Regions from separate parts of the Homo sapiens genome. Here region 1 is linked to region 2. Evidence: read pairs that join two places in POLR2A ChIA-PET (ENCODE). Cell type or tissue: IMR-90. All regions are shown on one strand. Each heading gives the region's core, and the rest is flanking DNA. Links, peaks and the distances in the headings are about the cores only.

Region 1 (4,404 bases), core at 177-4,176, 60 kb after region 2:
TCCTGCTAATTTTTTTTTTTTTTCTTGAGACACAGTCTTGCTCTGTCGCCAAGGCTGGTGTGCAGTGGCGTGATCTTGGCTGACTGCAACCTCTGCCTCCCAGGTTGAAGTGATTCTTGTGCTTCAGCCTCCCCAGTAGCTGGGATTACATGGGATTACAGGTGCACACCACAAAGGCCGGCTAGTTTTTCTGTTTTTGAGATGGAGTCTTGCTCTGTCACCCAGGCTGGAGTGCAGTGGCATGATCATGGCTCACTGCAACCTCCACCTCATGGGTTCAAGCGATTCTCCTGCCTCAGCCTCCAGAGTAACTGGGATTACAGGCGCCTGCCACCACGCCCGTCTAATTTTTATATTTTTAGTAGAGACGGGGTTTTGGCATGTTGGCCAGGCTGGTCTCGAACTCCTGACCTCGGGTGATCCGCCCGCCTCGCCCTCCCAAAGTGTTGGGATTACAGGTGTAAGCCACCGCACCCAGCCCATTTTATTAAGCATGTCTAGAAAGACTTCTAAATGATGCTGATTAATGCTGTATCAAAAATATTAGGTAACCTTACATGCAAGAATCATTTTAAGTAAACGTGGTTAGCTTGCAGAAAGGCTGCCTAAACAAGGGTTACCAATAATGATGGCTAATGCTAGATTGTATACCACGGGCCAAACATTAAACTAAGCTGTTTACATGCCTTACTTAGTTCATTTAACCCTGTACTTGTAAGGAAGTACCATTAGTAGTCTTTAAAACAACAACAACAAAAAAACACCTGCAGAATTTGAAGCTGACAGATGAAGGTAACTTGTTCAGTGTTGGGCAGCTAGTTAATGGCTGAGCCAGGAATTGAATCTAGACTACTGGAATAATAGTCATGGGCTATATTTTTAGGATTTGAAAAGATGGAAATAGCATTACTTTGTTTACAACAATCTGGGGACCAAACTCCTTGAGCCTGCTAAAATGAAGACTGGGATCAAGTATGCTTGAAATAGTAATCTTAAAGAATTCATTTTGGGTGGCTTTGTCTTGGGTATTTTGTTGAACCCAGTTACCTTGATCATTTTTTTTCTTTTTTTGAGACAGCCTCTCTCTTGCCCAGCCTGGAGTGCAGTGGTGCAATCTTGGCTCACTGCAACCTCCGCCTCCTGGGTTCAAGTGATTCTCCTGCCTCAGCCTCTGGAGTACCTTGGGACTATGGGCGTGCACCACCACGCCTGGCTGATTTTTGTATTTTTAGTAGAGACGGGGTTTCACCATGTTGGCCAGGCTGGTCTCAAACTCCTAACCTCAGGATCCGCTCACCTCGGCCTCCCAAAGTGCTGGGATTACAGGCGTGAGCCACCATTCCTGGCCTGATAAATTGTTTTCTAGCTGGTTTCTGATCACTTATGTTCTAGCTGGTCATTATGTATTATTTCATGAAAGATAGGCTCTGTTTAGATATTTAAGAACCTTATTTTTAAAAATAAAACCTGCTTTATTTTATCCTGTGTTCCTCATTGGTTGGTCTGTCAATTGGCTAAAGATACATATGGCAATTTATTCCTTATTTCTGTATACAAGTGGGAATCTATTAACAAATGATCTTGGTTGTAATAAAGGGAAGATTAATTTGGCATTTTCAGTTTTGTATTTGGGTTTTGGAAACATCAAGCACCTTTTAGGGTATTGAAGAGAGAGCACCGGATTTGGAGTCAGGAGATTTCAGTCAAATTTTGGATTAACCATTTACACTCCGACTGTGGGCACGAAAAACGGCAAACACATCTTTTGTTTTCTCCCCCAAACTTGTCCTCCCAGATGCTTGAATCTAAAACCTAGAATTTAAGGGCACTAGTGATTTTTCATTTTTCCTCACTCTCTGTACTTCACACCCCTAACAATCCATTAACAAGTCATTTTGACAAACCACATCTTGGATTTGCCTCTTTTTTTCATTGCTGTTTATTTTTTATATAGCAGCCATCTTAAAATGTAAATCAGATGAGTGACTCACCCAAGCAAAAACCCTGCAAGGGTTTCTCAACCGAGTAAAATCCTGATCCCTTTTGATGATCTACTAGATGCTATTTCATCTGGTCCATTCCTCCTCCTGCTGCCCTATTTCATACCCTCAACTCCTTGATCACGTTGTCTCAACCTTCTTATTGGTCTTTCTGTCCTGAATTTGCTAAGTTTGTGTCCTCTGCCTAGTATGGTCTTCCCTCTGTGAATCTTTGCAGTGTTCCCTGTCTTTAGGCCCAAATGTTACCTCCTTAAAGAGGGCCCAAGGATCCACCTAAGTAAGTAGTCCCCCTGCCCACCTCCTCTGCATGTTAACTTGTACTTTTCCCCCCCCTCCAATGTGGCACTTGCCACTATTTGATTTTTTCCTTGTTTTCTGTCTTCCCCTCTCTGAAAGCTTCAAGAGAGTAGGGAGCTTAAGTCTTAACTTAAAATGCTGTATTCCCAACGTTAGAATAGTAGTGCCTGGCATGTAAGGCACTTATCTCAAGTTATCTGGAAAGTTTAGGGTTCTCTGTATTTGAAAGATGGGATTAATATGTAGCTCATGAGATTATCAGGATCAAATATGACATTATTTTATTTACTTTAAGTCACCTAGCACAGTTCTTGGCACATGGTTGGTATTTAGATGTTTAGTTTACTATGATTTGTTGCTGATAACTGTTCTCGATTTGGTTTTTGGAAGGCAGGGACCACTTACATAGATACATTTCCTATAGTAATTAGCATTGTGCTTTGTATATAGACTTTCATTTTTTAAAAATTAGTTGAACTAATCAGTCTTTGATACTGACTTATTTATTGTGTGTTACATTTTGTGTATTATTTGAGTTATTGGTGTGGATACTTGAATATATTTATAGATTGTGAACAGGAATGTATATCCACTGGTCTAACAGCCTGTATTCCCTGTTCTGTCAGTTTTTTATATCTAGTGTTTATTTTCTTTGAACTTCAAAATACCATGACGGAGTAAAGAGATCTGGCAGTTGGGTCTTCTCTGGATATATATATATATATATATATATATATACACACACACACACATATATATGTATATATATATATAAATTAGCCTTTTGGAATTGTTTAGGGAAGTGTTAGCTAAAATGAGCCTTGTACCACTTCTAGGAGTGAATCAGTAGTAATGACTTTCCAGGTCAGAATAGTTTTATGACAGTACTCCAGTTTAGAAGATTGCCATTTTTTTCTCTGGCCACTTGGGGTTTTGATATTTTAAAAACTAAACTTATATGTCCTTTAGAAATCCTTTGTTTTTGTACCCAATCTTGCTTGGCTTTTTGACTTTGCTACTTTTTTAGTGTTTCCCTTAATAGGTTCCGATTCCTCCTTCCTAGGCTGAACCTCAAATCTCTCCCCAGTTGGAGGGCCATGGATATTTTAGGAGACGCTATTCTTGATTCACCAGTTTAATGTTACCATTTCTTCTTTGTATTTCCAGTCTCGTTTTATTTTTAAAATTGGATCTTGGTAAGAGTTACAGATTTCCATTTAAACTTGTTCATGAATTCTTTGAGTGCTGATGTATATTAATCTTGTATTCCTTAGTTTCTGTTCGCCTGGTGCTTTTGACTATCCTTTGCACATACTTGATGTGAATATACATAAAGCTAAACTTTTCAGTATTGGTAACTTGAATATTTTGTGCAAAGTTTATTTACAGATTAATGATAAATTATTTTAGGAAGAATATTGACTTTCAGTAGATAAAAGTTTCATTGCTGACTGTTCTTTTATTTGAATGTAGACGTATCAAGATGCTTTTAGGCACAGAATTTAAAGTTACTATGATGGCTGTTAACGTGGATTTAAAAATCAGTTTCACATGAAACTAAATTGTGTGAAAGGAAGTACCAAAAGAGAATAAGTAGCAGAGCATTAAACTCATATTTTAGATGTTATAAAGTAGAGCATTATGAAAATTAACTACAGATTACCTTTTTTTTTTTTTTTTTTTTTTTTTTGAGATGGGGTCGTGCTGTGTTGCCAAGGCTAGAGTGTGTTGCCAAGGCTAGTCACAGGTGTGATCACAGTGCATTGCAGTGTCAAACTCCTGGGCTCAAGTGATCCTTCTGCATCAGCCTCCCAAGTAGCTGGGACTACAGGCTTGTGCTACCTTGCCCCGCTACCAAGATGGCATTATGTTAGCTACGTTGGAATTTTCTGATGGAACGACATATCATATGTTTTTTAAGGCTCAAATTACTAAAATTAGAATTCAAGTAGTTAAAAAGATGCTGTCAGTTTCATGATACGCTACTGCATTGTGGTTTACAAAAAAGTTGAATTTTAAGCTTTTACGGTTAAAAGTTTCCTATTTCCTGAATTAGTTTTTCCTTCCCTGAAATTGTAAGTGCGTTTATTAGAGTTTATGGCAGTGC
Region 2 (4,370 bases), core at 371-4,370:
TGCACTCCAGCCTGGGCAACAGAGTGAGACCCTTCTCAAAAAAGGAAAAAGAAAGTAAACTATTTATTCAATCAGGCAAAAAAAAAGCAAAGTGTTAAAAAGCAATAGAAAGGTTGGATTTACATTAGCATTGTTTTACAATTTGAGAAGACAAACTGACTTGCTAACAATGTTCAAGCAGTTGGTATTACTGAGACTAAGGTTAATTTGTTGAGCATTGAACAAGTTTTGAAGCTTGCACACATATGTATATGCTGCAATGAAATAAAATGAATGGTAAAATTAGTTTAGCACTCATTTGATGCATAGGCATTATTTGGCTACATTGTAAAGCATAATAATAAGCCTATAACAGAGAGTGGTAATCTAAGACAAACCATAGAAGATTAAGTATTTGGGGCCAATTAAGTATATCTCAAAAATAAATCCAAGATATTAAGCATGAATTCATAAGGATCAAGATGAGGTCAGAGGCAGATTTAAGGGGCAAAGATAAGAAGATCGGTCTTCAAAAATTTACATATGAAATTATGCAAGGGCTTTAGGAGGCTGGAATATCTAGAAAGTGTGCGAAATGGCTTAATGAGAAAAACACAGGACCAGAGATTAAGAGATCGTGCATTTAGCCTCAACTATCTCTCAGTAGTTGTGTGACTTTGTGCAAATCATTTACTCCCCCCTCCAAATTATAATCCCCTCATCTTTGAGGCAAAGGTCCTCATAAGTGGTACTCTATCAGATGAATATAAAAATGCCTGCAGCAGAAATCATTAAATGTGTAGAACTGCTGCTGATGATGATTTATTTCTATTAATGATGATCTGTTGTAATTGATAAATTGTTCTATTTGATAATTTTCATAACAAAATGACAGATTTAAAATTTTTTTGTTGTTGTTTAGAGACAGGGTCTTACTCCATAGCCCAGGCTGGAATGCAGTGGTGCCATCATAGCTCACTGAAGCCTCAAACTCCTGAGCTCAAGTGATCCTCCCACCTCGACTGCCAGAGTAGCTTGGACTACTGGTGCGTGCCACCACACACAGCTAATTTTTTTCTTTTGTAGAGACGGGGGTCTTGCTATGTTTACCAGGCTAGTCTTGAACTCCTGGCCTTGAGCAGTCCTCCCATCTCGGCCTCCCAAAGCGCTAGGATTACAGGCATGAGCCACTGTGCCTGACCTAGATTTTTTAAAATAAGAATTTAAGGTACAAATACACCACAATTTATTATTTTTGTTAGTAATGATGTGACTCACCAGTCTGATTTTTTTAATTGTAGATTTATAAAATTATTCATTATAAAACATTTTGGTTTTCCTAATAATGTGTTTTCCAGTTTTAAGACTAACTTATTTCTATTTTTATTTTTCAAATTCCTTAGCACTCCCGATTTGGAAAAACAACCAAATGAAAATGGTGTATCTGTTCAGAATGAAAATTTTGAAGAAATTATAAACTTACCCATTGGATCTAAACCATCCAGATTAGATGTCACCAACAGTGAGAGCCCAGAAATTCCTTTGAATCCAATTTTGGCCTTTGATGATGAAGGGACACTTGGGCCCCTGCCTCAGGTAGATGGTGTTCAGACACAGCAGACTGCAGGTAAGCTTGCCTCCAACTCCCTTCTGTAGTCATCAGAAATATCTGACACCCAGGAGGACACGAACTGCTGCCTTCTACAGTATGATTGTGGTAACACTTTGTTCTTCAAAGGACCAAGTAAGCCACAGTGGAAGAGATTGTGCCTGGCTCATAGAAATTGAATTTTGAGTTGGATTGGACAACTTCTAAGGCCTCTCCTATTCTCTCAGTCAGTGCAGAAGTCCAGTCCGCAGCACCCAGTGGGTGTCTGTCAGCCTCTCTGCACAGAGCAGCACCCATTACCCGACATCATGCATGCTCAGAATATGCTTTGTAGAAAGACAGGGCTGTCTCCCCATAATTTTGGACCATCCGGCCTAGTGCTGCCCACTAGAGAAAGATCTGAGTTTTTTCCATCTTTCTGAGGTCTTCATGTATTTGAAGACTGCCATCATGTTCTCCCACCATTTTTCTCTTATTTGGGTTTGGCAACCTGGGTAATAAATTATTGTCCTTTCAAAATGTGACATGATGGATAGTTACGATTTAGGTGATGAAACCAGTACTCACACTGAGTCTAAAGATCTTAACTTGTTAAATGATTTTGTTGCTGTTGAAACTGCCTGTGACTTTCTTATACAATGTCTCTTTGACCCACACTTGACCTGAAGTCTTTGTGCAAAAAGAACAATCAGGACCCAAAGAAAGAAGACATAATATCAAATATTACTAACTCAGTGGTCATAGCAGCTCAGCAACGCAATCCCATCAGTCTCAGGAATTAGCAAGATAATCTGTGCTCCCTGTCTCTTCAAACCTGTTTCAATTTTGTTGACTTCTCTTCCCTGAAGATGACTGTCATGTATTGACCAGCATCTCTTTATATTTCTACAAAAAGAACTGGCCAAATTCAGGATAACTAAATGGAGACAATACAGAATTATTTGTGGGCAAATTGTTTTGCCTTCTAGATTCAATCAGTGAATCTGTAATAAATCAACTTTTAATTCGGTGTGATAACCAATGTGAGCCACCCATCCAAATGAAGCTACTCTTCTTTTCTCCTCTAGTGTACTGACCTTGGAAGTGGAACCTCACTTTAGTGAACTCCACTTTTCTAGGATTTGAAGGGAGGTTGTAAGGGCCCTCCCCTGTCTGACTTTCTGATTCTTAAGCCTTTGGGAACAATCCGACTAATGGTATGTTGATGGAAACATGCCCAGTGCAGCTTCCTACTCATGTTACAGATTTACAGGAAGGGAAAGAACTTCCAGATGATTTATCAACATTTATTTAACCTCCAACATATGTTTAGAACCCTAAGCATCAGATACTGAGGATACAAGAGAAATGAATGTTTAAACCCCTAACCGAGAAAAGTACAATCTGTGTATGCCACTTGGAAAAATGAAGGCTGTGGCCTAAGCTGATGTAAAGAAAAGAACATATGTTTCCTATGAGTAACAGAATTCACTTAAATATAAGACTGTGAATCCTAACAGAATTGCCTATTCTTATATAAGTGTATATAACAGTATAGTAAGTTTTAGAAATTTAAGGTATTACTATGGTATTCTTGAAATAAGATTTTAGATAAATGTCATATTAATCTTGTTCTTTTTCTGTCTCTTCATGTAGAAGTTATATGAGTGTTTCTTCTGAAGAACCAAAGCTGAAATTTAATGAGAATTTCTACAATTAATGGAATTCCTTTCCTGCTATAAAGGAGCATCCCCTCCACCCGTTTTCTAGAGTTCTTGACCATCATTTTGAAAAGATTTATTAAAACTAGCTAAAGACAACAGACTGGATAGCTTTTCTAATAATTTTCATCAATAGGAAAAAAGAAATACGTCTCATTCTTCAATACTTTAAAATGGCTTTTTCCAGTGTGCTCCTTCTTAGCAATCAATATTTTTCTGCATTCTTTAAAAGACAAGAGAATTTGGTTATAAAAGAAATGGGCTGACTAGGCATGATTTTTTTGGTCTTAAAAGCTTAACATGTAAAATTGGCAAAAAAAATTTTTTACCTTTTATAATACTTGAAAAATAAGTACCTCTTTGTTCTACAAGTAGAATGAATAGGAGAAGAGTTTAAGCCTGTTTTTTTAAAATATTATTGCAAAGAGCTCTATTTGTAGAAGCAAATTATAGGCAGATTACCAGGTTCTTATAAATACAGCTTGTACATGGACATTCTGCAAACCCAGCTGTCACATTTTTCTTGCAACTCCTTTTGCAAAAGCAGACTAAAATGTTTTAAAATGTGAAAAAACATTATTTTTTCAAAGCAAGAAAATAATTTACTGCCCTCTTACATAATGTATTTATAAAGTTTTTCCAGATAAACTAATCAAATAAATTAGAATAATGTGACAACATTACAAATTTAATTTGTTAGCTGCATTCCTTCTGATGTTACCACGATAGAATGTTACTGATGATTCAGGGCTATTTCTGAAGTCTGTATGTTGCTGCTGTCCCCAGTGATGGTGGACTTATCTTTGCCTTACCTGATCACAAATTATGTTGGGGAAAATAAAGATTTAATATTTCTTTAAATAGAAAAAGAATTTGGTTTTGCTCGTTTAAGAGCAATGAGAAAATGATGGAATGTTGACTGTGTTTGGCACACAGGACACGGACCTTCATGGAAGTCCTTGCTCTGCGTGGCATCTGTCAGCTTTTCACCTTTCATTCTTATTCTTCACTTTTGCTGCTGAGCCTAGCTGTACAAACTTGCACTTTCATTTGCTAATATAAATTCAGTTTTATTTTACCAT

Evidence for each region. Peaks named below come from ENCODE experiments on the same cell type or tissue, not always from the same donor. Only the 100,000 strongest peaks of a DNase experiment are listed, where the experiment ranks them.
Region 1: POLR2A ChIA-PET joins it to region 2 with 5 read pairs; 9 of 35 experiments call an interaction of 5 or more read pairs at or near these places.

What each region holds. Positions count from the first base shown.
Region 1 is chr6:136,282,762-136,287,165 of GRCh38, reverse strand. All of the region lies in intron 1 of BCLAF1 (BCL2 associated transcription factor 1), which reads left to right. Among named protein-coding and RNA genes, the nearest start is that of BCLAF1, 4.9 kb to the left of the region's middle. In IMR-90, for the core only: no CTCF peak of the experiment used is centred there; a DNase peak (open chromatin) is centred at 2,005; H3K27ac peaks cover 401 bases.
Region 2 is chr6:136,343,092-136,347,461 of GRCh38, reverse strand. MAP7 (microtubule associated protein 7) reads left to right here. Exons shown (of 18, transcript NM_003980.6): 17 at 1,383-1,606; 18 at 3,224-4,370. The coding sequence ends at 3,234. Among named protein-coding and RNA genes, the nearest start is that of BCLAF1, 55 kb to the right of the region's middle. In IMR-90, for the core only: no CTCF peak of the experiment used is centred there; a DNase peak (open chromatin) is centred at 2,811.